3 separate regions of the Homo sapiens genome follow, and regions 2 and 3 are each linked to region 1. Evidence: chromatin loops called from intact Hi-C (ENCODE). Cell type or tissue: breast epithelium. All regions are shown on one strand. Each heading gives the region's core, and the rest is flanking DNA. Links, peaks and the distances in the headings are about the cores only.

What was found. Peaks named below come from ENCODE experiments on the same cell type or tissue, not always from the same donor. Only the 100,000 strongest peaks of a DNase experiment are listed, where the experiment ranks them.
Region 2: a loop joins it to region 1, with 2.9 times the contacts of the local background. A loop is called at or near these places in 6 of 110 quality-filtered maps.
Region 3: it touches region 1 in a loop (2.4-fold over the local background); 104 of 110 quality-filtered maps call a loop at or near these places.

The regions. Positions count from the first base shown.
Region 1 is chr16:67,139,392-67,149,471 of GRCh38, reverse strand. It overlaps PHAF1 (phagophore assembly factor 1), which reads right to left. Exons shown (of 16, transcript NM_025187.5): 9 at 9,355-9,488; 10 at 8,878-8,961; 11 at 5,096-5,178; 12 at 4,595-4,638; 13 at 4,053-4,096; 14 at 3,844-3,902; 15 at 3,122-3,194; 16 at 928-2,427. The coding sequence ends at 2,341. It overlaps B3GNT9 (UDP-GlcNAc:betaGal beta-1,3-N-acetylglucosaminyltransferase 9), which reads left to right. Exons shown (of 2, transcript NM_033309.3): 2 at 1-1,368. The coding sequence ends at 195. Among named protein-coding and RNA genes, the nearest start is that of B3GNT9, 6.6 kb to the left of the region's middle. In breast epithelium, for the core only: no CTCF peak of the experiment used is centred there; no DNase peak of the experiment used is centred there.
Region 2 is chr16:66,993,098-67,001,097 of GRCh38, reverse strand. It overlaps CES4A (carboxylesterase 4A), which reads right to left. Exons shown (of 14, transcript NM_001364782.1): 2 at 5,269-5,470; 3 at 319-460; 4 at 108-241. Among named protein-coding and RNA genes, the nearest start is that of CES4A, 8.5 kb to the right of the region's middle. RefSeq lists an enhancer at 1-92. In breast epithelium, for the core only: no CTCF peak of the experiment used is centred there; DNase peaks (open chromatin) are centred at 130, 357 and 4,547; H3K4me3 peaks cover 890 bases; H3K27ac peaks cover 1,697 bases.
Region 3 is chr16:66,956,858-66,966,529 of GRCh38, reverse strand. It overlaps CES3 (carboxylesterase 3), which reads right to left and starts at 5,264. Exons shown (of 13, transcript NM_024922.6): 1 at 5,141-5,264; 2 at 3,147-3,351; 3 at 2,901-3,039; 4 at 2,595-2,728; 5 at 2,020-2,173; 6 at 1,803-1,907; 7 at 185-286. The coding sequence starts at 5,222. RefSeq lists enhancers at 1,875-2,792, 5,073-5,282, 5,067-5,568, 5,373-5,622, 8,734-8,783 and 1 more. In breast epithelium, for the core only: a CTCF peak has its summit at 3,525; DNase peaks (open chromatin) are centred at 3,489, 4,329 and 6,587; H3K27ac peaks cover 1,494 bases.

The DNA of each region.
Region 1 (10,080 bases), core at 1,045-9,044:
TTTGGCATCCCCCAGCCTTCAGCCGCGCCGCATTTGAGCACCTTCGACCCCTGCTTTTACCGTGAGCTGGTTGTAGTGCACGGGCTCTCGGCCGCTGACATCTGGCTTATGTGGCGCCTGCTGCACGGGCCGCATGGGCCAGCCTGTGCGCATCCACAGCCTGTCGCTGCAGGCCCCTTCCAATGGGACTCCTAGCTCCCCACTACAGCCCCAAGCTCCTAACTCAGACCCAGAATGGAGCCGGTTTCCCAGATTATTGCCGTGTATGTGGTTCTTCCCTGATCACCAGGTGCCTGTCTCCACAGGATCCCAGGGGATGGGGGTTAAGCTTGGCTCCTGGCGGTCCACCCTGCTGGAACCAGTTGAAACCCGTGTAATGGTGACCCTTTGAGCGAGCCAAGGCTGGGTGGTAGATGACCATCTCTTGTCCAACAGGTCCCAGAGCAGTGGATATGTCTGGTCCTCCTAGTAGCACAGAGGTGTGTTCTGGTGTGGTGGCAGGGACTTAGGGAATCCTACCACTCTGCTGGATTTGGAACCCCCTAGGCTGACGCGGACGTATGCAGAGGCTCTCAAGGCCAGGCCCCACAGGGAGGTGGAGGGGCTCCGGCCGCCACAGCCTGAATTCATGAACCTGGCAGGCACTTTGCCATAGCTCATCTGAAAACAGATATTATGCTTCCCACAACCTCTCCTGGGCCCAGGTGTGGCTGAGCACCAGGGATGGAGCCACACATAAGGGACAAATGAGTGCACGGTCCTACCTAGTCTTTCCTCACCTCCTGAACTCACACAACAATGCCAGTCTCCCACTGGAGGCTGTATCCCCTCAGAGGAGCCAAGGAATGTCTTCCCCTGAGATGCCACCACTATTAATTTCCCCATATGCTTCAACCACCCCCTTGCTCAAAAAACCAATACCCACACTTACCTTAATACAAACATCCCAGCAACAGCACATGGCAGGCCATTGCTGAGGGCACAGGTGCTTTATTGGAGAGGGGATGTGGGCAGGGGATAAGGAAGGTTCCCCCATTCCAGGAGGATGGGAACAGTCCTGGCTGCCCCTGACAGTGGGGATATGCAAGGGGCTCTGGCCAGGCCACAGTCCAAATGGGAAGACACCAGTCAGTCACAAAAGTCGGGAGCGCCACACAAACCTGGCTATAAGGCCCAGGAACCATATAGGAGCCTGAGACAGGTCCCCTGCACATTCATCATTAAACTATACAGGATGAGGCTGTACATGAGTTAATTACAAAAGAGTCATATTTACAAAAATCTGTACACACATTTGAAAAACTCACAAAATTGTCATCTATGTATCACAAGTTGCTAGACCAAAATATTAAAAATGGGATAAAATTATACATTTTTCTTCTCAGTTCTTTTCAAAAGGATTAATATTTTTAAAGCACATATATGCTACTTTCCATTAGCAAGACCCATGAAGGGACTGAGCAGCCCAGCCTTCCTTGAGCCCCCAGAGGCTTTGAGCCATGAAATGGCCCAGCCAGGGGCCAGTGCCCAGGGTTGGGGCAGAGAGCCAGCCCACAGTGCAGAACAGAATGCTGAAACACAACAAAAGTAGGAAGATGTCTTTGGCTAAAACTTTGGCATTAAATAAAAGAGGCAAACAGGATGGAAACATGCAGCCCTGCCAGCCAGGATGGGGCAGAGCAGGGGCACAGGCAATCTTGAAAGCTGACTCCAACAGGGGTGAGAACCAGGCCTGGGCATGTACCTGGATGGTAGAAAGCTGTGTTTCAACCAGTTTGGTGTGCCCAGGCAGGGAGCGCGTGCAAGAAAGGAACAGGGAAGGGCAGGTGGGCCACCCTGGCCACAGCCAGCTCATCAAGTAACTAAAGTGGATGTAGTGCAAATGTCGCAACCAAGTACTATGGACACGCTACCTGCTTGCCTTAAGGGTCATGTGGCAATGTGGAGCCAAAGGCAGGACCTTGTCCTTATCCTGGGTGCCTGTGTCCTCAGTCACAGAAAGAGCCCCAAGTCTTCCCAATGTGCATGGGACAAGGGTTGACCTCTCCTGCCTCCTTGTTAGTTGAGAGCTCCTGGGTCCAGGAATCAAGGCTCAAACTTTGTGCTTCTCTTTGCAGTCTGTGTCCCCTGCTGGCACCAGCAGGCCAAAGATGGACAGAAGAATATCTGGGCCACTCAGCCCATGGCAGAGCACCCAGCCTGAGCCCAACCTCAGAACATCACAACAGCCCTTCAGCACTGGCCAGGTGTCCAAGAAAACCCACAGGGTGGTACAGAGGCCCACTGAGCAGGATGTGATGCACAGTTCCACGGGACAGAGGGGCATGGGTGGTGGTGTCCCTAGGGGAGTTCCGCTGTTCTCAGGTGGCTACCAGGCCTGGGGGGGCCATACAGGGTCACCGAGGCAATGTGGTTGTTCTGCATGACCTGGTGTGAGAAGAGGACAGTGGGTCAAGGGGGAGAGGTAAAGGGATGTAGGCAGATCCTGTGCATGAGGGCTGGAGGTTGTGTGACATACCTGCACCTAATGGCTGGGTTTCCCGACTCCTCAACCTCCCCTGGTTCATGCTAAAGGCCCCCCTCTGCCTGAGATCTGCCTGTTTCTCAATGGTTACACACAGCCTTTACCATGGCCACGTGTCCAGTCCTTCTGGAACTGTTAAGTGTCTGCTGGAGATACTGCATCCACAGGGAAAACAAGGGCAGCTTGCTGTTCTCCCAAGTCAGCAGGGCCTCCAGAGCCACTCACTCCCCTACAATGCATTTGTTCACATGCCACTGGAGGGCCCCCAACACCCTCTGCTGGGCCCCACTTGCCCTGTGGTTCCCTTCCCTGCTATAATCATGTTGTCAGATAGAAACTTGGGATCCGTTACCTCCCATCTTGTTGGACACAGACCACTGCTTCGGCCTCTGTGACCCCAGATTTCTCAACATCATTTCTGAACCTTCATTGTTAAGTGTGGGGAGGCCAGGTATGCAGCAGACACGGTTGCTGAAGAAGGATGAATCTGCCCACTATGGCAGTGATGCCCTCCCCAATTTCCCTCCATCATTCACCTGGCCCTGCCATGACCAGCAACCCCCCAGGCAGTTTATTTCTAGGGCTTCCACAGCTTACCTCAAAGATCATTCGCTGAAGACCAAAGCAGAATGTGGAACCAAATGGGTTGGTGTTGTTTGGGGAGGAAGACCTGAGGCCAAAGAATTCAGAATTAGAGAGGCAGACAGAGGCCACGGCCTTAAAGCAAGGGATCCAGTCTTTTCTGGGGTATGGGATACTGGCCAGTAGTCTCTCATGGCTGTGAGTGTCTGTCTGTTTCCCACACAGGCCTGCAAGATCCTAGGGGTAGGGATGGTCTCACTCAACTCAGAATTATACATACAGAGCCCAACAGGACAAAAAAGTTACTGTGGAACTGGACTAGGGTGGCGAGGAGTCAAGAGGGCCCTCTTGAGTGAGAGAATCTCAGGCAGCATGGCAACCAGGAACGGGGCTGTGGACTTCAGCAGGCAGCAGCTCAAAGCTCAAAGGGAAAAAGAGCCCAGGCCAGCCAGCCAAGCCCTCCTTCCTTATTGAATAACTGAGGGTGAGAAGGCCCCCATACCTAGAGGTAGGCTTGGGAGAGGGGAGCTACCCCTGGGGACATTCTCTCTATCAAAGATGAACACACAGAACAGTTGACTCAGTCCTAATGTGCAGAGTGGGGCAGGAAGTATGCTTGTGGCAATATCAGAAACTTCTGTAATTTTTAAGCAACATCCACTGTGCCAGGCTTCCCTGGGCTTTCTGGGCTCTGAGGAGTCAGGTGGGGTGGCCGGGGACATCAAACTCCCACTCACCTGTGCAGGACAACAGGCTTCTCCACAGGGTGGCCCAGGAGCTCCTGGATGTTGTCCCACTGCAAGAGGGATAGAGGGGAGCAGGGGTTAGTAGGGACATGAACATGTCTGTGACCAATGGCTGGCCTAGAGGACACAGCCCCATACTGCCTGCAGGCTCATGTCCACCTCATTCTCAGGCTATGCCAGGTAGGAAGATAGGTGCTCACCTTGCTGTAGGTCGTGCATGTTTCTGTCTGACCATCTGCGTTTTCTGAAAAGAGAAGACAGTGGGGCAGATTTGTAGCTGGCCCAGCCTACCTGTGGCCCCAGCCCTAGGTAGGAACCAGACCTGGTGTCCCTTTGCACTGGGGTTGGAGTACATGGGGAGGATTAACAGGCTGTTTTGGAGTTCCAGGGTGGAAGAGGATGGAGGGGTGAAGGGAGGTCAGTCAGGTGTGAGCAACAACAATTGGCAGTGGGTGGCAGGCAACAAGGATGGGCTGGGGCCCCCTGGATGATCATCTGTAGATAAGAAACTCTCCCCTCCAGAGGCCGGCAATCCCACAGTCATAGGAAGAGGCCTCAAGGGCCTCTAGGAGACTCAGACCAAGAACACTGCAGCCCCCAGAACAATGAGCCCACCCCAGAGGAACTGAGGCCATGGGCAGAAGCTCCACACATCCAACCACTGCTTCGATCTTTCTCCCTTTTCATAGTGGAAAACAGACTCTAAAACCCCTCCCTTACCCTGAGAGCTTTCACTACTCACCTTTCTTTATGGCTAGTGGGATCTTGAACTCACAGCGATGATAACTAGAGAGAAGGCAAATGGGTAAAGGCTGGGCCTCCTAGAAGGCCTGGCCACTCCCATATTCCAACCCCACACCCCAGGAGAAACAGAACCAAACACACCTGCCCAAAGCCCTGGCTCTGAGTGCCTGACAGTGTTCACTGGGGGAGGCCAGATTTAGGCACGGAAGTCGAACAGAAAAGATCTTGGCCCTGGGTTCTGGAGAGCCTATTACCTTGGATAAGACATCAAGCTTTCTGAACTTATTTCCCTATTTGTAAAATGGGTTCAAACAGAGAGATGTAAGGCATTGGACCCTGTGCCAGGAACACAGCAAGCACTCAGGAAATTCACTTCCCATGAAACAGCAAGAATTCAGGTGTAGATAAATTAGTGAACACCCAAAGCCAAAAGCTCTTTCCTGGGGTTTTCAGCCCAAAACTCACTTCACAGAGGGGAGGTACAGACAGGTGTACTCACATGTTGAAATTATAATGCCCAGGGTAATTGGTGTGTAGAACAAACTTCTTCACTTTGTGTGTATTCGCATCAAAGAGGATGTCCTGGGATAGAAAACAAGGGTACTCAAGGAGGGAATGTTACTGAGGCAGGGCAGAGGCCTTTCCAAAGGCATGTCCAACTTGGGACATCCAGTGCACTCCACAGCAAGAATGCCTGCAGGCATCACCTTTCTTCCAGACAACAGTCCAGGGGACAGGCCAAGCAGCTTTTAGACATTTTCTTTCTTCTTTTTTGAGATGGAGTCTCACTCTGTCATGGAGGCTGGAGTGCAGTGGCACTGTGTCAGCTCACTGTAACCTCTGTCTCCTGGGTTCAAGCAATTCTCCTGCCTCAGCCTCCCGAGTAGCTGGGATTACAGGCGCCCACCACCACGCCTGGCTGTTTTTTTTTTAATTTATTTTTATTTTTAGTAGAGACGGGGTTTCACCATGTTGGCCAGCCTGGTCTCAAACTCCTGACCTCAGGTGATCCGCCCACCTCGGCCTCCCAAAGTGCTGGCATTACAGGTGTGAGCCACCGTGCCTGGCCCCATACCTTATCTTTTCTGTCATGTGTGTTACCTCTCAACACACTGTACTATCCATTTTAGCTCTTTGTCCTGCTAAGTGGCTTTCTTCCCTCTGAATATAAGCTCCGTGAGGGCAGGGTTGTCCGTCTGTGTTCTTCACTGCTGTATCCCGAACTCCTAGAGTAGTGCCTGGCACACAGTAGGTACTCAATAAAGATTTACTGAATAAAGGTGCTTTACAAACTTTCAAGGCAGGTTCCTCTTTACAGATGAGGAAACCAAGGCCCCAGGAGGTGCAGTAAGTCACCTAGCGTGGTGCCCAGATGGTAAGCAGCAGAGCCAAGAGAATCCGAGGATGCAGACTCAGGACTTTGGGAGGCCAAGGCAGGAGGATTCCTTGAGTTGAGAATACAGGTGCACACCACCACGCCCGGCTAATTTTTGTAATTTTAGTGGAGATGGGGGTTTCACCATATTGGTCAGGTTGGTCTCGAACTCCTGACCTCAGGTGATCCACCCACCTTGGCCTCCCAAAGTGCTGGGATTACAGGCGTGAGCCACCATGCTGGCCAAGTCACCTGGTTCTTGAGGGGCTGAAGGCCACTTGACTATTCTGAATTCCACAATCCATCAGACCCTCCTGGCTTCCATTACACCCTCTGTGGGAGTCAGCAACCCCAGGAACTGAAGTTCCAGCCTGACCTCTCTCTAGGACTTGGACCTGGATTTGATGCCACCCAGTGAACACTTCCCTCCTATCCCCTACCCTTTCCAGCTTCATATCCATCCAGCTGCTTGGGCCCGTGACCTCAGGGTAACCTCTGACTCTACCCCTGTACCCACAGCCAACTAAGTCCTACTGAGGCCAGTCCATTCTCTCCATCTTCCCTGTCACCTATTGATGGCAGCAATGGCCCATCTGGAGTGGCCGCTGCAAGGATGCCGACTGGAGCAGAGGAAGTGTGGCCGGGACCTCTGTTTTCCCATAGAACTATGCAGAGCCTATGGGAACTGGGAACAGGTGAGAGCCCTGGCCTCTACTAAGTTGGCAGGGCAGGAGCCCATGCTCCTGGGTGTAGCTGCAGCCTCCCAGCTGCAGCTCCAGACCCTGGCATCCCTGCACTCTCAGGGGCCCAGAAGGCCCCTTGCCCCGGCAGGCTTGAAAGTGCCTGCTCCCACTACCTAGCCTCTCCCCACTCCCGGTGCCTGCTCTGGGGAGGGGCAAAGTTGTGGCTGAGCCCAGGCGCTGTCACGACCTGGTTGGGAGTGCACGCACTCAGGGCAGCACTGACACACTAGCCCCCTGCCGCCTCGGCATGAACAGCATGGGCACCATGGATGGCACGCTGATGGTGGTAGGAAGCAGAAGGGCTCCTGGGCAGAAAGGGCTTGGTCTGAGGTGAAACCCCACCTTCAAGCCTGGGATGGCCTGAGGCCTGGGGGCCGGGCTGCCAGCTCTGGGTAGTCTGTGGGTGGAGTGAGAATTTATGGTGCTTTTTCCGGGCCTGCTCATGGACCAATCAGCATGCACTTCCTCCCTTCTGAGCCCATAAAAACCCTGGATTCAGCCAGACTTGGACAGATGTCAATACTACCAACTGTGGGAAGAAGCTACCCACTTCAGGACTCCTTGACTCCTCAGGATGACCTGCCTACAGAAAGAAGCTACCCACTATGGGTCTTCTCTCTGCTGAGAGCTGGATACTCGTCAGGATGACCTGCCTGCAGAAAGAGCTACCCACCATGGGTCTCCTCTGAACTGTTCTGTTGCCCAATAAAGCTCCTCTCCTTTTTGCTCACCCTCCAGCTGTCTGCATACCTCATTCTTCCTGGCCGCAGGACAAGAACTCGGGACCCACCGAATGGTGGGACTGAAAGAGGTGTAACACAAATAAGGCTGAAATGCCCTGCCCCGCTTTCCACATTGTGGGTGACAAGAAGAGAAGAGCTGCAGCCCTTCAGGAAGCCCAGACCTAGGAGCTCCCCGAGCCAGAGCTGTGACACCCTGTTTGGGGCTCTGTGTGGTTCTTGGTGTCCCCAAGCTTCCGGGTGCCACCGCATTCTCCTTGTCCAGACATGGGTGCCCGCAATGGAAGCCGCTTGCGGTACACGTGATCTAGCCTCACCCTTACGTGGAGCTGGTGCCTATGCTGGCGCCTGGAGCTGCCTGCCCCACCACAGCAGTCAGCATGCCTGGCTGGGCACAGTGGCCGGATGCCACATTCACTCGCTCACACACCCCTTGCCACTCCATGCCTGGCTTGCCCTTGGCAGGCATGGGATCCAGGCTGGTAGCATGAGCTAAGCGCAGCCTGCCAGGCTGAGTGAGCTGAATGAGCCCAGCGGGAGCAAGCAAAAATTGGGGCAAAGGTGCCACCGGCCAAAGTAGTTTCCAGCTGGAAAAGCAACACCCTAAGTTTCTTGAGATACTATCATCACTGGCCCTTGAACCAGAGGTCCAGCTGCAACAGCACTGTTCCCTCCTGCCGCCATCCTACTCTCAGGAGTTCATGACCGGACATCAGCTCCCCTACTACTCTTGGCTCCTGTGTTTGGTCTTTCCCACTTAGGCAGACTCAGTCTCTCCTCACTCCCTCTGTGAAATCTACTGTTTGCTACCTCAGGACCTCAGACCGTAGAAGGCTCAAAGGTTACAAGACCCATGGTCCAGGCCAGCCCTGCCCTCTTGAGATGTTTCCTGCTGAAACACTGTTTATACAATAATTTCTCATGTATGCAACTCACCCACCAGCTGGACTGTCCGCACTGGCCAGCTACCAGCTATATCCAGCTCCCTGGGTCCATAGCACAGGGATACAGCAATGCCTCTGGGGTGGTCCTCTAAAAATATACAAGCACACCCCACTGTCTCCAATCCTTTTCAGTCTCCATTTTGTGACTCAAGAAGAGGGTCCTATGCTTTACAAAAGGGCAGCTCTCCAAACAGCTTAATCTGAATGATTTCCAAGGCCTCCATCTGTGGAACATGTTTCCCTCAGAAAAGAAGTCAACAGGTACCAGGGAACCTAGTGTTCCTGAGCAATCCTGGTTGCAGGCAAGGTCTACTTTGGAGTACCAGAGCCTATGCAAAACAACCCTGGGCAAAGACAGCTGGGGCTAGGTTCCCCAATGTCCAGGCATGGTTCCAGCTGCATGTGGACACACAGATCTGCAAAGATGCACTGCCCACCCCAATAGAAATGAAGGGCTTCTCTGAGGAATCACAACTTACCACTCCAAGAGTGAAGTAGTTAAAAAAGTAGTCATTACACTTCGATGGAACTTGTTTATGAGGGGAAGGAGAATGAATTTTCATCTGTAGGGAAAAAATAACCATAAATTAAAATCCATCCCTCTAATATAGTTCTGGATTAACTGAAAGTCTACAAATTGTGTTCCATGTGTAACATTAAGCTGCGGAACAAGCAAGAGTGGGGAGTCTCAGCTGCTGGTGCTGACCAATCTAGGAGGAGAGGGGGCCAGCTGTCGTTGACTAGGGACTGTCTTGGTCTCTAAGGAAAGGTAGGCACTATGGAGAGGGACAGAGTCAGGGTAATTGGACTACAGGGGTTAGAAAACAGTTTTCAATTTACTTTACCATTAGCTTTACTTAGAACAAGTTCTATGGGAAAATAGCAAACAGTTTATACTCAATATTAAATTAGTGTTGATTAAAAAAAAGGAGGAGACTGCAACATAATTCCCCTACCTTGTCTTCTGATTTATAGAAGACTTTGTGTGGAGAGCCAAGCATGCTAAGAACATCTTGGCAGGAATCACCAAAATACACTGAACGTTCAAATACCCGCATCTTGGCATCTGCTAATAGGCCAGGTCCACAACCTGCAAAAAACAAGACAGAGAGGTTGTCAGGTTATGGTTAGGACCAGAGACCCTCTCTGGGGGCCCCAGAGAAGCTACTGGCTGCATGCTACATTATTAGGTCTGGCAAGGGGCAAGACTGCATGCAATCAGAAACATCAGGTCACCAGGGCTTAAGACTGTACAAGAGATCGCTATTCAAAATAATGCCAGGGACTTATTCAATCCCCCACATGTGACATGAAGCTCTGGATACTTCATTCACTTATTCATTCACTACTTTATTGCCTACCATGGGCTAGGACATTGTGCTAGATGTTGAAGAAACAAAAGTGAACAAAAACAGTGCAGTTTCTGGCCAGACGTGGTGGCTCACGCCTATAATCCCAGCACTTTGGGAGGCCAAGGCGGATGGGTTGTTTGAGCTCAGAGTTTGACACCAGCCTGGGCAACATGGTGATACTCCGTCTCTACAAAAACATACAAAAATTAGCTGGGCATGGTGGTGGGTGTCTGTAGTCCCATCTACTTGGAAGGGTGAGGTGGGAGGATCACTTGAGCCCAGGAGGCAGAGGTTGCAGTGAGCCAAGATCACACCACTGCACTCTAGCCT
Region 2 (8,000 bases), core at 1-8,000, 150 kb after region 1:
GCGGCCCCACCCCCCCCATCCCCGCCCCAGGCCCCGCCCCTCCCTTCCCACCCAGTCCCCGCCGCTCTGGCCACAGCTGCGGTCCCAAAGGGTACCGGCCCCGCCACCTCAGGAAGCCGAAGATGCCGAGCCTGTGCTGCAGAAACACCAGCACCACTTTCTCGCGGGCGGCCAAGTCAGAGCCCTCGTACGAAGAAGCAGCGCCCACGATGAAGGCGCCTCCCGGGAACCAGACCATCACCTGGACGAAGAAGGCCGGGATCTGAGCGGGGCGGTGGGCGGCGGTGGGACCGCGGGCGCGGGAGACCTGGCACTCACTGGCAGCTGGGGATCCCCGGGCGCGCGCGCCGGCGCGTACACGTTCAGGTACAGACAGTCCTCGCTGAAGCGCAGCCACTTGTACCGTTCCCGCGTGCTGACGTACATCGAGGCCAGCTGGCCCCAGGACTCCTGCAGGCACCTGCGGGCACCAGGTAGCGGCGGCGGCCGCGGGGAGATCGTTTCAATCCAGGGTCCGCAGTGAGAAGACGGAACCCAAAGCAAAATCCAGGCAGCGTCTGTGCGCGTGCGTGTGCGTGCGCATGTGCGTGCGTGTGCGTGTACAGGAGGCCTCCGCCAGCCCCGGGGCCCAGGACTGGGAGGCAGGTTGGCCTCTCAGGAACCATCCCCTCCCTGCCCGGCGCCTCAGTCCGTGGAGAGATTCCTGCTCCTGTTGGTGCTGTCAAGGCAGGAACCTGCCTGCCCTGGGCACCTCCCTGTCTTTCATGCCCCACCCTCCCCTCAGTCTCCCTTCTGCCTCCCAAACAGCTCTGGAATATGGTCCCTCCCCTCCATCCCCATCTCTGGGGAGATGTCAAGGCCACCACCGTCTCTGGTCTGGACAGTACCCCAGCCTCTTCACACTCCTCCTACTCCTCGGCCACACTCTGGCGGACTATGTCACTCCTCTTCTTCATATCTTCCCTAATATGTACAACTATGATATATCAATAAAAACAAACAAATCAACAAAAATCTTCCCTGGCTCTCCACTGCCCTCAGGATAAAGTTAAGATACGCGGAGTACCCAGGCCCTCCTTTCCATCCAGTCATCTCTGTCCCAGCCACCCTTTGCTGTAGATACATGTGGCCCCTTGCCTCCCACCTCCAAGCCCGTGGGCCTCAGTCCTCTCAAGCAAATGCCTTCTGCCCTGCCCAGCAAACTCCTATTCGTGTTTAAGGCCCAGCTTAAGTGGTGTCTCCTCTCCTGGTCACTTCCTCTTCTGTGCCTCCCGACATCCTGTCCACTTATTTTTTTGAGACAGAGTCTTGCTCTGTTGCCCAGGCTGGAGTGTAGTGGCACGATCTTGGCTCACTGCTACCTCTGCCTCTAGGTTCAAGCAATTCTCCTACCTCAATCTTGCAAGTAGCTGGGACTACAGGCACGCGCCATCACACCCAGCTAATTTTTGTATTTTTAGTAGAGTCGGGGTTTCACCATGTTGGCCAGGCTGGTCTCGAACTCCTGGCCTTAAGTGATCTGCCCACCTCGGCCTCCCAAAGTGCTGGGATTATAGGCATGAGCCACCATGCCTGGCCTCCTGTCCGCTGTTGACCATGTCCTGGTTGGAGTTATTTCAGTTGGCTGTTTTTCTCCCCAAGTGACCATGCACTTCCCAAAGGCAGGAATAGAGGTAGATTCATCTGAGTACTGGCACCCAGCCCAGTGCCTTATACTGTGTGGATATTTGGGGTATTTTTGTAGCATGGGCTCTCCGGCCACCTCACCTTTTCTCCTTGCTGGCCCAACCCCTAGGTGGCTATTCTCATAACAGCTGGGCCTGGACCATTTGATTGGGCGCAGGACACCCTGTTTGCCTCGCCTGTTCCTCTGCTCCCTTCTGCTCTTGTCCTAGCCTAGCCTGTTCCCAGAGCATCACCTGCTCCCTTTCACCAGTCCTTCCCTACAGCATTCCAACACTCCTTTGGCAGCAGCTAATGTGGTATTAGAATGCTGTCTAGTAAACCACACCTAGCACCTCACCAGGAAAGCCAGGGCTCTGATAGCTGGGAACTGGGATTATGAACAGCCAAGGCTTCTGTGCCCATCCCACCATCAGAGCCATCCTGCCATGGTCACCAGTGACATCCATCTTGCTAAATCTCTGTCATTATCTTACTTGCCCTGACAGCCCTCAACATGGTTGACCATATTATATTCCCCTTTGCTCTATCTCCTCTCTTTTTTTTTTTTGTTTGAGATGGAGTCTCGCTCTGTCGGCCAGGCTGGAGTGCAGTGGCACCATCTTGGCTGACTGCAACCTCTGCCTCCTGGGTTCAGGTGGGAGATATCAGCTCACTGCCTCAGCCTCCTGAGGCACATGCCACGACACCTAGCTAATTTTTGTATTTTTAGAAGAGACGGGGTTTCGCCATGTTGGTCAGGCTGGTCTCGAACTCCTGACCTCGTGATCCACCCGCCTCTTCCTCCCAAAGTGCTGGGATTACAGGCATGAGCCACGGTGCCCAGCCTCCTCTCTTTCTTTAGAGACAGGGTCACCCAGGCAGCAATGCAGTGACATGATCATAGTTCACTGCAGCCTTGACCTCCTGGGCTCAAGTGATCCTTAACCTCCCAAGTAGCTAGGACTACAAGCACGCACCATCACACCGGATAATTTTTAATTTTTTTGTAGAGACAGGGTCTCACTATGTTGCCCAGGTTGGTATGGAACTCCTAGCCTCAAGGGATCCTCCCACCTCAGCCTCCCAAGGTGTTGGGATTACAGGTGAGAGCCACCTCGCCCGGCCAGATTATCTTTCTCGAACAGCTTTCCTTCTCTGGGCTTCTGTAACACCCCGTGCTCCTGATATTCCTGCCACCTCATTGGTGGTTCCTCCTTCTCTCCAGGCCTAAGCATGAGAGTGCCCAGTCCTCGACCCTCAGTTTTTGTTTTTTTTTCTGACCATCCTTTCTCCCATCATCCAGGCCCAGGGGCTTCACACCACTGATGTGCTGATGATCAGTTTGCCTTCTGTCTTCTCTCTCCAGCCACCTTACCGCCCCTCCACGTGGAACATCTGTCAGCACGTCAAATTTAATAGGCCCCAAAAGGAACTGTGTGTGTGTGTGTGTGTGTGTGTGTGTGTGTGTGTGTGTGTGTGTGTGTTTTAGATAGGGTCTCACTCTGTCTCTCAGGCTAAGTGTGAGTGGCACGATCATAACCTCCCAAGCCCAAGCAATCCTCTTACTTCAGCCTCCCAAGTAGCTAGGACCACGGCACTGCGCCCAGCTAATTTTTTAAATTTCTTGTAGAGACAGGGTCTCACTACATTGCTCAAGCTGGTCTCAAACTCCTGAGCTCAAGTGATTTCCTGCCTCGGCCTCCCAAAGTGCTGGAATTACAGGCATGAGCCACTGCTCCTGGCTCAAAATGAATTCCTATTTTGCCCAAACTTGCTCTTGCTCCAGTTTTCCTCATTTTGATAAATGGTACCCCTATTTCCTTGTCTACTGTGGCCAAAAACTAGTCATTATCAGTGATTCCTCTTCTTTCCTTGTGGCTTATATCCAATTCTCCAGCAAATCCTGCCAATTTTACTTTCAAAATAAATTTGGAGTCTGATACCTTCCTTCCACCTCCCCCGTAACTACCCAGGCAGAAACTACTATCTTTGAAACATCCTCCTCTCCCGCTGCCCACCCCAACCACCACCCCATGGGCTATTCTGAGCAATCCACAAATTCTTACACCTGACACTCCGTTTCCAAACAGCCATTGTTTTGACAGCTCATGGTCAGTTTCTAACAACTGATGCCCAGACTTCTATACAGTGAACACTCTAACCTCTAAATCCCTGATCTCCAGGGTTCTAACAGTGGCCATCCCATGTTCTGTCACCTGATCTTTGGGATTCTAAATAAGTCACAGAATGTTCAGGATAACTGGGATCTTATCGGTGACAGCCAATGTTCTGACAAGGAACGTTCTGGTATTTTAGTAACTGCTAGTCATGTTCTAACAGTGGACAACCTGCTTTTATTTTTTTTTTTGAGACAGGGTCTCACTCTGTGGCTCAGGCTGGAGTGCAGTCAGTGGTGCACTCATGGCTTACTACAACCATGATCCCTTGGGCTTTGATCAAGTGAGCCTCCCACCCCAGCCTTTAGAGTAACTGGGACCACAGGTGCTCACCACCACCCCCAGATATTTTTTTAAAATTTTCTGTAGATATGGGGTCTTGCCATGCTGCCCAGGCTGGTCTTGAACTCCTGGGTTCAAGCAGTCCTCCTGCCTTGGCCTATCAAAATTCTGGTATTACAAGTGTGAGCCACTGTGCCCAGCCAACAACCTGTTTTTAACAGCTAGACACCTGGGGTGGTATTTGTATCTTTTTATATCAGCTGATACCCAGGTTCTCAGACATTTTTCTAAACCCTGTGCTTTAACCAACTGATGCTGAGCATTGTTAATGATTGCCACAGAATGTTCTGGACAGTGGATTACTCAATAGTCTGAATAAACAGTAAATACACTTGTTCTGGGTAAATCGCCAAGCCCAGTGCTTCAAAGGGCAGTCATTGTTCTAATTATGCTTCTGTGACTCAGGGCTCAGCCCCCAGAGAGAGGGAAGAGCTCCGGACTGGGTCAGGGGGGTGATGTGAGAGTGAACACTGCCCCTCAGACACATTTAGGAAAACGCAGCTCCCCAGCAGGTGCTGGAGCACGGTCGGTGACAGCCTCCCCCTTGCCTGGAGCTCTCCTCTAAGAAACCAACAACAAGTCTAGGCGCAGTGGCTCATGCCTGTAATCTCAGCACTTTGGGAGGCCGAGGCATGTGGATCACGAGGTCAAGAGATCGAGACCATCCTGGCCAACATAATGAAACCCTGTCTCTACTAAAAATACAAAAATTAGGTGTGCATGGTGGCACGTACCTGTAGCCCCAGATACTCAGAGGCTGAGGCAGGAGACTCGCTTGAACCCGGGAGGCGGAGGTTGCAGTGAGCCGAGATCGTGCCACTGCACTCCAGCCTGGCGACAGAGCGAGACTCCATCTAAAAAAAACAAAAACAAAAACAAAAACCAACAGCAGCATTGTCAGTGATGTAAACACCATCAGGACCAGTTTGCTCATGATACGGGTCTGAAAACTGAGGCCCAGAATGGGCCCCAGGCCTGCCTGTGATCACACAGTGAGTTCTTCTCAGTGAGCTGTGCAAAGCCCCACCCAGATGCAGGCATAGGCCCATTGCCCCCTCCCAGTGGACAGGCCTCTGACTCTTACCCAGGCGGGTAGGTGGTAGCATCTCTGATTCCTTTCCAGGGCTCCGGGGGTTCTGGAGGTGCAAACCTGAGGATACCTAGAGGAGGTCTGGAGAAGGGGACTCCTAAAAAGACTTGGATGGGTGTCTTCCCCACATGCATCTGTTTTCCTTGCAGGGTTCCATATTTGGTGACCACTTGAGGCCTCTTGGTGTGCAAGGCACCTGGGAAGAGAAGGGAAAAGGGTCACCTCTGCTCAGTCACCCAGCCACAAATGGGACCCTGGCTCAGCCACTCAGCCACAAATGGGACCAAGGCACCTGGAAAGAGAGGGGAAAAGGGTCACCCCTGCGCAGCCACTCAGCCACAAATGGGACCCTGGCCCATCTGTCATGGGAAGCAGTGGCTGCTTTTCATAACAATTGATCATAACCATTGTGTGTCTGTCCACTTCTTCTTGTGCTTCTCTCAGAATTTTTTCTCTCCTTTAACGTTTCGTTTATTTATTTATATTTATTTATTTATTTATTTATTTATTTTTTGAGATGGAGTCTTGCTCTGTCGCCCAGGCTGGAGTGCAGTGGCGCAATCTCGGCTCACTGCAAGCTCCGCCTCCCAGATTCACGCCATTCTCCTGCCTCAACCTCCAGAGCAGCTGGGACCACAGGCGCCCGCCACCACACCCGGCTAATTTTTGTATTTTTAGTAGAGGCGGTGTTTCACCATGCTAGCCAGGATGGTCTCGATCTCCTGACCTCGTGATCTGCCCGCCTTGGCCTCCCAAAGTGCTGGGATTACAGGTGTGAGCCACCACGCCCGGCCCTCATTTATTTATTTATTTATTTATTTAGATGGGGTCTTTCTCTATCGCCCAGGCTGGAGTGCAATAGCCCAATCTTGGCTCACTGCAACCTCCACCTTCCAGGTTCAAGTGATTCTCCTGCTCCAGCCTCCTGAGTAGCTGGGACTACAGACACACAGCACCGCGCCTGGCTAATTTTTTTTTTTTTTTGAGATGGAGTTTCGCTGTTTTTGCCCAGGCTGGAGTACAATGGCGTGATCTCGGCTCACCGCAACCTCTGCCTCCCGGGTTCAAGCCATTCTCCTGCCTCGGCCTCCCGAGTAGCTGGAATTATAGGCATGCACCACCATGCCTGGCTAATTTTGTATTTTTAGTAGAGATGGGGTTTCACCGTACTAGCCAGGATGGTCTCTATCTCCTGACCTCGTGATCCGCCCGCCTTGGCCTCCCAAAGTGCTGGGATTATAGGCATGAGCCACCGTGCCCGACCTCATTTAACATTTCAAATCCCTATCAGTAAGCATATAAAAGTTCATGTCGGCTGCGCGCGGTGGCTCACGCCTGTAATCCCAGCACTTCAGGAGGCCAAGGTGGGTGGATCACGAGGTCAGGAATGGTGAAACCCCGTCTCTACTAAAAATACAAAAATTAGCTGGGCGTGGTGACACACACCTGTAATACTGCTACTCAGGAGGCTGAGGCAGGAGAATTGCTTGAACCCAGGAGCGGAGGTTGCAGTGAGCCGAGATCGCGCCACTGCACTCCAGCCTGGGCAACAGAGTGAGACTCCATCTCAAAAAATAAATAAATAAATAAATAAATAAATAAATAAAAATTTATGTCTATTATATGGGCTATTTCTCTGCGTCATTTAATGGCAATAAATGCATTATTCATTTTGATTTCTGTTTGTCTGATATTAATATAGCTACACCTCTGTCCTTTTTTTGAGATGGAGTCTTGCTCTGTCGCCCAGGCTGGAGTGCAGTGGCACGATCTCGGCTCACTGCAAGCCCCACCTCCCAGGTTCATGCCATTCTCCTGCCTCAGCCTCCCGAGTAGCTGGGACTACAGGCACCCGCCACCATGCCCGGCTAATTTTTTGTATTTTTAGTAGAGACACGGTTTCACCATGTTAGCCAGAATGGTCTTGATCTCCTGAACTTGTGATCTGCCCGCCTCAGCCTCCCAAACTGCTGGGATTACAGGCATGAGCCACCGCGCCCGGCCTACGCCTCTGTTCTTGTTGTTAACATTAGCCCAGCATGTTTCTAGGAAGAAATCATACACGCATATATGCATTCTTACTCATATGCATACTCGCATCTAATACTCACATGTACATGCTAATTTATGATATAGGTACATGTGAGCACAGCTCATCTACAAAGGAACATGCAGAAAAAGGCCAGGCGCAGTGGCTCACGCCTATAATCCCAGCACTTTGGGAGGCCGAGGTGGGCAGATCACTTGAGGTCAGGAGTTCGAGACCAGCCTGGCCAACATGGTGAAACCCCTGTCTCTACTAAAAATACAAAAATTAGCCAGGCGTGGTGGCGGGCACCTGTAATCCCAGCTACTCGGGAGGCTGAGGCAGGAGAATCGCTTGAACCCGGGAGGCGGAGGTTGCAGTGAGCCGAGATTTTGCCACTGCACTCCAGCCTGGGTGACAAAGTGAGACTCCGTCTCAAAACAGACAAACAAACACTCCAAGAAACATGCAGAAACAGAAGAGTAAAATGCATGTCCATATACATACATACATATGCGTACAAGTGCAGTTGTACATAGGTGACAACAAATCTATCTACAGCATACTTATTACACGCACACACAAGCACACATACACAATGCAAGCAAACTTACACCATAGCCAGCTCTTGGCATAGATATGAAATAGGCCAAGTTGAATCCGACTTCCCGTGGATACTCTTTTCTTCCTCTTCCAGGCT
Region 3 (9,672 bases), core at 1-8,000, 180 kb after region 1:
GACAGGCCTGCTGTGGGGATGGAGATGGCCCTCCATTTCTGTCTCCAAGCCCTCAGCCCCTTCCCCTCATGAGCTGCTGTCCCCAGCCCCACCTGGGGGTAGACTGCCCCTCTGCTCCTGCAGGGGATGGATAGAACCCCCTCTGTGCCATTGCCCGGCACCATCCCCAAAAGGGTGGCCATACCAGCTTCTTGCTAAGGACCAGCTCTTCTCCTTCTTTCTGCTGAAGGCACTGCACCATCTCAGCCGGGGAGCTGGAGCTGCAGGCCAAGGTGTTTGCGATTTTCTGGGGACAAATGAAAGAGTCATGCCTCCCTCTCAGCCACTCAGCCCCACCTTGCAGCCTTCTGCCTCCCACAGAGAGGGTGCATCTGTAGGACAGCTGGATGTGATGTCACAGATCGGCCTCGAGACTGGTCACAGACTTGTCACCACTCCTGAGAAGCCTGCCCTGCCCGTCAGCTTGGGTGGTCCCAAGGGCCCCCTTGCGTCCCCTATTATACCATAATTTTATTATCTGGGGGAATGGGGGCACTGAGTCCTCATTGCCCTCTAAGAATAGTGTCATTATCTTTTATTATTATTTTTTTGAGACAGACTCTCGCTCTGTCGCCCAGGCTGGAGTGCAGTGGCATGATCTTGGCTCACCGCAAGCTCTGCGTCCCGGGTTCACACCATTCTTCTGCCTCAGCCTCCTGAGTAGCTGGGACTACAGGCACCTGCCACCATGCCCGGCTAATTTTTTGTATTTTTAGTAGAGATGGGGTTTCACCATGTTAGCCAGGATCACCTTGATCTCCTGACTTTGTGATCCGCCAACCTCAGCCTTGAGCTGTGTTTTTCTTTGGACACAGGAGAGACAGGGAATGACCTCAAGTCTGTGGTTGAGAAAATCTCTCCTGGCCATGGGGAGAGGATGGGATGGGGAGGTTGAGAGGAGGATGCTGTTGTCCATACAAGAGTCAACATGCCCACGCAGAGGTTCCAGAATCATCTTGTACACAGTGGTTAAAATGCCCAGCCCACACTGCCTTGGCCACCATCTGGGGCCAGGTGAGGGAATTGACCCAGTCTTCCAAATCCTGCTCACATTTGCCCCCTCTCTCCCCGATGGCTCTATCCCTATTCCATCCTGTCTCTTTCTCCTGGACTCTGCCCTGGTCATTTCACTGGTGTCTTGATCTTCAGGACGGCTCCCTCCAACCCACCTTCTACTCCAGGTAGCTCAACCTTGTCATTGCCCAACTTCTTCCTGCCCTCTGGAGAAAGTCCAGATTCCCAGGCATGGCCCCCACTTCTCCAGCACCTTCACTTCCTGCCCTGTTCCCTAACCTGCGAGCTTGCTCCTGCAGGACCTGTCACTCTCTCCCACACCTGCAGCCTTTGCAGATGCAGTTCCCACTGTGGCTTCCCCTGGATTTTCTTCACAAGGCCTTACAATGAGGATCTAGGGTGGGGATCTGGAGCCTGAATGGAGAGCTCGCAGGCAGCAGGTGGCTGGCAATGGAGACCCCCTCCACCATGCTGCCTGGGGCAGAGAGGGGTGCTCCTGAAGACCCCACCCTGGAGAAAGGGCCAACAATGATATGCTTCAGGGTGGCTTCCTTCAGGAAGCCCTCCCTGAGTGCCAATATGCTGGAATGCAGCAGTTGTTTCCTCTGATGCTCCTTCGTCTTATTGGGCTTCTCTTTGCTAACAGGGAGCTCCCTGCCAGCAAACCCCGCTACTCTGAGACCCCAGGGCCAGCACAGAGTGGGGTATGGGAGGCACACATAGAGTAAGAGAGGGAAGGAAATACAGACCTGAGCTAGGGGCCAAGGGTGAGAGTCGATGATCCCTGGGGTGGTGATGACCCCACTCTGTGTGATGGCTCTGTGGAACAGCCCTGCAGCCACTGGGGACAGGACCTGGGTGCATTGGAGAGAGGAGGTGGCTGTCAGAGGAGGGCAGAGGAGCTGGGAGTTCTGAGACCACCGGAGCCCTCCTGGCCACCATCACTAGCCCCCTATAGTGACTTACCAGGCCAGAGATGATGCTCCCACCGGCAGATCCACCAAAGACAGTGACACAGTTGAGGTCACCCCCGAAGGGGGCGATGTTTTCTTGCACCCAGCGCAAAGCAGCTACCACATCTAGGAAGCCCTGGTTGCCAGGTGCATGCTCATCTCCAGTGCTGGGGGCAGTGTTGGGGCAACGGTTAGTTCAGCCTGGCTCCTCGCCAGCCTCTGCAGGTTTGCTTTGAATTAGCCACCAGGATGCCAGACCCTTCTCTGCTCCCCAGGTCTGGCCTGTCTGGGAGCCGTGGTTGGCATCTCCACAGCCTGTTGCTCTTTGTCCCATATCCTGCTGGAACCTGGGCTTCAGCCCAGGAATCAATGCCCTCTGCCCAAGGGACCAAGTTCACTGTATAATTCTGGCTTTGGCTGGACCCCTCTCCCAGGGTGGAGGCTTGGGGGGTGCCCTTCTCTGCCTCAGACATCATGGGTAAGGGGCCCTCCCTTCAGGTTCCGGACCCCAACCTAGATCCCCAGTTGCTCTGGTGAGCTGGCCTCTCCCCGGTGCAGGCAGTGCTCTGGCCATGCCTGTCGTCTCACCTGAAGAAGCCAAGGACCCCAAGGCGGTACTGGACTGTAACCACGACCACATCCCCATAGGCAGCCAGAGCTGATCCATCGTAGGAGGTGGCAGCGCCAGTTATCAGAGCGCCTCCATGGACCCATACCATGACCTGCAGAGGTGGCCATGGGGCACTGACCCCCAAGCTCCTGAGACCTTAGCTGCCCACCTGCCAGCCCAGGCAGTCTCAGGACCGCTAGGGTGCTTTGGAAACAGGGACGGGGAGGGGACAGGTAGGCATAGTGGAGCTGGATCAGGTGGACAGGGCCCTCTGGGGTGCCTACCGGCCTACCGGACCCTGCGGGGACCTCAGCTGGGCTATAGACGTTGAGGACCAGGCAGTCCTCTGAAACGGAGAAGATCTGCTGTTTTCCGTTGAGGACAAATCTGCTGCTGTTCATGCTCTCCACGTCTTGTAGGCACCTGTGGCCAAGGGTGGGCCTGAGGTCCAGCTGTTCAGCCCCACAAGCCCCAGCAGCAGGATTCTCCTGCAACCTGCCTGTTTGCCCGCCTCCACCAGCACTACTCACATTGGGGGCGCAGTGCTGGCATCCCGCACACCCTCCCAGGGCTGTGCTGGGTGTGGGGCTGAGAACCGGTCAGGGCCCAGTGGCGGCTGGGCAAATGGAATGCCCAGAAAGACATTCACAAGGCGGTCTGTGCCCTTCACGCCCACCTGCCGGCCTCGCACACGACCCAGGGTGGTGTCTACTTCAGGCTGAGCAACTTCGGGCCCTGAGGGAAGGACAGAAAGGCCACGGGGTGAGTTTGCAGCCCCCATGAGGGGAAGGAGTGAAAGACAAACCCTCAGGCTGTTCTCAGTACTTACCACACAGCATCTTGGTAACCTTCCCAGCAAGCCGGTGAGCCTGGTCTTAGGTTGACGCCCAACTTCCTCCTCCCTGCCTGCCTGAGAGTCACTACCACTCCACTCCAGGCCAGACCGGGCCTGCCACTAGGGCCTTGTGCCTTGGGGCCAGCCACTTGCCCATTTCTTTGTTTTTATTTTTTGTGTTTGAGACAGGGTCTAGCTCTGTTGACCAAGCTGGAGTGCAGTGGCACGATCTTGGCTCACTGCAACCTCTGACTCCCGAGTTCAAGCGACTCCAGGGCCTCAGCCTCCCAAGTAGCTGGGATTACAGGTGTGCACCACAACGCCTGGCTAATTTTTGTATTTTTAGTAGAGACGGGGTTTCATCATGTTGGCCAGGCTGGTCTCGAACTCCTGACCTCAAGTAATCCATCCACCTGGGGCTCCCAAAGTGCTGGCATTACAGGCATGAGCCATCATGCCCAGCCCTGAATTATTTTTTAAAAAGTAGAGATGGGGTCTCATTATGTTGCCCAGGCTGGTCTCAAACCCCTGGGCTCAAGCAATCCTTTCACCTCAGCCTCCCCAAGTGCTGGGACGACAGGTGTGAGCCATCATGCCCAGCTGGCACCATGTTTCTTGTACGGCCTGCAGAACTGTGGCCTAACTAAACTTCTTTTCTTTGTGAATTACCCAGCTTCCTGTATTCTTTTACAACAACACAAACAGACTAAGACTGGAGGACTGCCTCTCCCAGGCTAGACAATTCCTAGAGATAGGAGGCAGCTCTCTGGGGAGGTGGAATTGGCAGGCATCTCTCTAGGGAGCAAAGGCAAACCAGTCCAGAGCCATACCCAACCACCTCCTTTATACAGCTCTCAGCTCCTGGCTGCCATCCACCAGCCATAATCACCACAGAGCCGGGTACCAGGAAGCTGGCTGGGGACAGCCCCTTTCCCCAGAGCCTGCTGCCAATCGTAAACCTCTTTAGCCTGCCTTGCCTATTCCTTCCCGTGGCAACCGTGTCAAAGGGGCTTGCCCACATTTTCCCCCTGCTCCCTCTGCCTCCTGGCTGATGCCACCTGGTGCTTCCCTCTGTGGCCCTATGTGGCATGGCCTGCTTCCTGTTCACAGGGAACTACGAGCAAACTCCTTCCCTCATGATAGTCATTTGCATATCTGCTTGTCTTACTATACTTCATTAAAACAAATCTCAGGCCCCCTTAAGACATAAAGACAGGCCAGGTGCGGTGGCTCACGCCTGTAATCCCAGCACTTTGGGAGGCCGAGGCAGGTGGGTCACCTGAGGTCAGGAGTTTGAGACCAGCCTGGCCCACATGGTGAAACCCCATCTCTCCTAAAAATACAAAAATTAGCCGGCCATGGTGGCAGGTGCCTGTAATCCCAGCTACTCAGGAGGCTGAGGCAGGAGAATCGCTTGAATCCAGGAGGCGGAGGTTGCAGTGAGCCGAGATCGCGCCATTGCACTCCAGCCTGGGTAACAAGAGCAAAACTCTGTCTCAAACAACAACAACAAAAACAACGAAACAAATACAGCAAGAGCAGAGCGCCTGCCCAGAGAGAATGCACAACCCCTGGTCTGCCTCCAAACAGGACTGTTTCCTGAGCGGTCGGCCCACTGCTCCCTGTCCCTGTCTCACTCTTGACTCCTCCACACCAAGTACCTCTGCAGGCCCAGCAGGTGTGTCTTACCAGTGGCTGTGGCAGGGCATGCCAGGAGCAGACAGACCACCCCGACCAGGACCCCGGACTCCACTCTCACTGCTCTCTCCATTCTCCTTACAACTGGTTCGACAGAAGCTTCAGAAGGTGGAATAAGATCCCTGCCCTTCAGCACCACCGATCTCTAAAGGGCTGTGATATAGAACCTCCAAGGACAGCGCCACCTAGCTGGTGGCCAGCCCCATGCTCAGGCTGAGCCAGAGGCAGGGCTAGATGAGTGCCCTGCAGAGGCCTGGTTGATATGACAGCCCTCCCCGTCCCACTGTTTTCAAATTCCAGCTCTCCTGACTTGGTGATCTCCATGAAATCCTGTGCGTTCATCCCAAGGTGACCACATCACTGACCCTAGGAAGTGGTGGCCAGTGACCCTGGGGTGCCACTCCGAGTGGGCAACCCAGCCTGAGGTGAGGGCTTGATATGGTTTGGATGTTTTGTCCCCTCCAAATCTCATGTTAAAATGTGAAAGAAAATAAAACAGTGATGATAATAGGACCCACCTCATAGCATTGAAGTGAGGGTACATGTTTGCATGTGTGTGTGAGTGTGTGTGTGAAAACATGAGGCTTGGGACTGGGTGTGGTGGCTCATACCTGTAATCCCAGTGCTTTAGGAGGATGGGGCAGGAAGATCGCTTGAGCCCAGGAGTTTGAGACCAGCCTGGGCAACACAGGGAGACACGTCTCTAGAAAAAATAAAAAAAATTAGCCAGGTGTGATGGTGCATGCCTGTGGTCCCAGCTACTTGGGAGGCTGAGGTGAGAGGATCACTTGAGCCCAGGTTGTCGAGACTGCAGTGAGCTGTGATAATGCCACTGCACTCTAGGCTAGGCTATAGAGCAAGACAAAGAAAGAGAGAAAGAGAGAGAGAGAAGAAAGAAAGGAGAGAGAGAAAGAAGGAGAGAGAGAAAGGAGAGAGAGAAAGAAAAAGAGACAGAAAAAGAGAAAGAAACAAAAAGAGAAAAAAGAAAAATAGAGAGAGAAAGAAAGAGAGAGAGGGAGGGAGGGAGGGAGGGGAGGGGAGAGGAGGGGAGGGGCTTGGAACCAGAACTCATGGAAGCCTGAGGAGAGGAGAGTCTGGGAACCAGAACTGATGGAAGCCTGCTCTTGACCGGGGCGGGGATCTGCAGGGCATCTGTCTCTCTGCTGGCTTAGGAGGCTCCCACCCCCAGGGAGGGCAGGACTCACTTCTGGGCCTCAGTGTCAGGAACATGGCTGGCTGGGAGTAGGCGGTGGGAGGATGGATAGATATTTGCTGGCCCAGTGAAAGACAGAGTGAGGGTTGTGCCTAAACACGATGCCAGATCCTCTTCCGGGGCTCCAGCTGGCACCCAGAGCTGAAGAGACAGGCTTTAGGATGAAACTTCCCTTCTGCCAAAAATAACTAGTGCCAGCTGGGCATTGTGGCACAAGTCTGTAGTCCCAGCTACTCAGGCGGCTGAGGCAGGAGGATTGCTTCAGCCCAGGAGCTTGAGGCCAGCTTGGGCAACATAGCAAGACTCTCTCTCTAAAAAAAAATTCATAAAAAACCATTGCAGCTTCCTGAATCTTCCCCGGCAGCCTGGGGTGGGGTCTCCTTTTCAGAGCTGCCTCCAGACTTTGTCCTTCCCTATTCCACCTTCCTCTTCTTGTTGCCATCACAGCCCTGCCACCCCCCAGCCACACCCCCTTGATCATTTGCTGAAGATTTTAGCACCTGGCTCTGGCATGCTTTCCACCTTCAACACTCACATCAAGGCACCTGGATCTCTTCTCCGCCCACAATCTTACCTTCCATCTTCGGGTATAGATGCTGCCAGGAGAGCTCTCCATCTGCTCCCAAGGCCACGTTTCCCAACTCCCTGCAGCTAGGTCTGCCTTCCCTCCTAGCATTGTGGATGGGCCTACCAGGGCCAGGACTAGGGTGAGACAGGCCAGCAAGGCGCCCAGGGCATAAAAGTTAAAGAGTCACTCACCCCCGGGGTCATACCAGTAGAGGGTCGGCACCTGAGAATGAATGCCTTCTAAATTTTACACTTGCTTGTCTTGCTCTAGTCCCAGCTCTGGGACCTACCCATGGACACTAGACCCTGGTCCCCTCCCACGTCCCCAGGGCTGTCTCTTTGGTAGCAGCATCCCTCCCATCAGCTGCAAACACAGCTTCTGTGTAAATGCCACCATCAAAGCCTGCCTTGACCCACTTTGCCCTCTAGCTATTGCTCCATTCTTCTGTTTTTCCCCTTCCTTCCTTCCTTCCTCTTTCTTTCTCTTTCTTTCTTTCTCTCTTTCTTTTTCTTTCTTTTCTTTCTTTCTTTCTTTTTATTTCCTCTCTTTTCTTTGTCTCTCTTTCTTTTCTTTCTCTTTCTTCTTTCTTTCTTTCTTGCTTTCTTTCCCTCCCCCCCACTTCCTTCCTTCCTTCCTCTCTTTCTTTCTTCCTCTTCTTTTTTGTTTTTTTGGAGACAGGGTCTCACTCTGTCACCCAGGGTAGAGTATAGTGGCATGATCTTGGCTCACTGCAGCCTCAATCTCCTGGGTTTAAGTGATCCTCCCACCTTGGCCTCCCAAGTAGCTGCGACTACAGGTGCATGTGTGCCGTCATGCCTGGTTATTTTTTTACTTTTTGTATGTTTTTTGTAGAGATGGGATCTCCCTATGTTGACCAGGCTGGTCTCGAACTCCTGGGCTCAAGAAATCCTCCTCCCTCCACCTCCCAAAGTGCCAGGATTACAGGCGTGAGCCACCATGCCTGGCCCTTCTGTTCTTATTTCTAGGAAAGCTAGTCATCCACCTTTGCTGTCTCCAGTTTCTCTCCTTCCAGTCTCCACCAGAAGTTGCTCTCGACCTCCACCCAACAGCATGGCCTGTTGTTGATTCAATGTCTCCCATCCAACTCACTGTGGCCCCAGCCATCCTCCCAGCCTCCTGCCTTGGTAGATGCTAACTCTGCCCTTAATTCTCATGTCCTAATTAATACCTGGGTTGTGGGTGCTAAGAGGTCCCCAGCTCCTCCCAGCTCAGAGTCCAGTGACAAAGCTCCTTTACATTAACAGGTCAACTTCTTCCAAATCCCTGGGCTGCTGTCCATGACTACTGGGGGGAACATGCCCATGGATTCCACCATTTACTGTGCTATGGTTCAGAGGTCTTGGCATCGATGATGACTGAGGGAATCATAAAAATGTGAAATGAAGGGCAGGCATGGTGGCTCACACCTGTAATCCCAGCACTTTGGGAGGCTGAGGCAGAAGGATCACTTGAGCTCAGGAGTTCGAGACCAGCCTGGGTAACATAGTGAGACCCTATCTCTACAGATTTTTTTTTTTTTTTAATTCGCTAGGCTGGTGTTGCACGCCTTTAGTTGCAGCTACTTAGGAGGCTGAGGTGGGAGGATTGCCTGAGCCCAGGAAGTCAAGGCTGCAGTGAGCTATGATCGTGCCACTGCACTGCAGCCTGGGTAATAAAGGGAGACTCTGTCTCAAGAAAAAGAAGTGAAAGGAAAAGAAGAGTCATCTCGGGAGCACATTTCTCTGTGTGTGAGGAAATGTTACATATATAGTAAATATAGAGAGATAGAGACACAGAGAGAGAGATAGTCAAAAGCAGAGGCTAAAAGTCCAAGGAACCAATTGCAATGAGGTGCCACTAAACATGCATTTAAAAAAATCAGGGTCAGGTGTGATGGCTCACACCTGTAATCCTAGCAATTTGGGAGGCTCAGACAAGAGGATAGCTTGAGCCCAGGATTTTGAGATTAGCCTGGGCAACATAATGAGATCCCATCTCTACAGTTTTTTTTCTTTTCTTTTTTTTTTTTTTTTTTTTTGAGTCAGAGTCTCGCTCTGTTGCCAGGCTGGAGTGCAGTTGTGCAATCTCAGCTCACTGCAACCTCCACCTCGTGGGTTCAAGCAATTCTCCTGCCTCAGCCTCCAGAGTAGCTGGGACTACAGGTGCACACCACCACGCCCAGCTAATTTTTGTATTTTTAGTAGAGACAGGGTTTCACCATGTTGGCCAGGATGGTCTTGATCTCTTGACCTCGTGATCTGCCTGCCTCAGCCTCCCAAAGTGCTGGGATTACAGGCATGAACCACCACGCCTGGCTACAGAATTTTTAAAAATGCCTGTTTTGCTAGCTACTCAGGAGGCTGAAGTGGGAGGATTCCTTGAGCCCGGGAGTTCAAGTTTACAGCGAGCTATGATCATGCCACTGCACCCTAGCCTTGCTGACAGAGAGACCCTGACTCTATAAAAACGAAAACAAAAACCTGAAAAAATCAGATTTAAGGCCCATAAGACCAAGTTTTAGTGAAGATAGAAAGCATCTGGAACCCTCACAGATGGCTGGTAGGGTTGCAAAAATCATATAGTCATTTTGGAAAACAGTTTGGCATTTTATTTTTTTTAAAAAATCAGCCTAGGTGACAGAGCAAGACTCCGTCACACACACACACAAAATCTATGTATTTGTCGTGTAGTGTAGATATTTATTTATTTATGTATTTTGAGAGTCTTGCTCTGTCGCCCAGG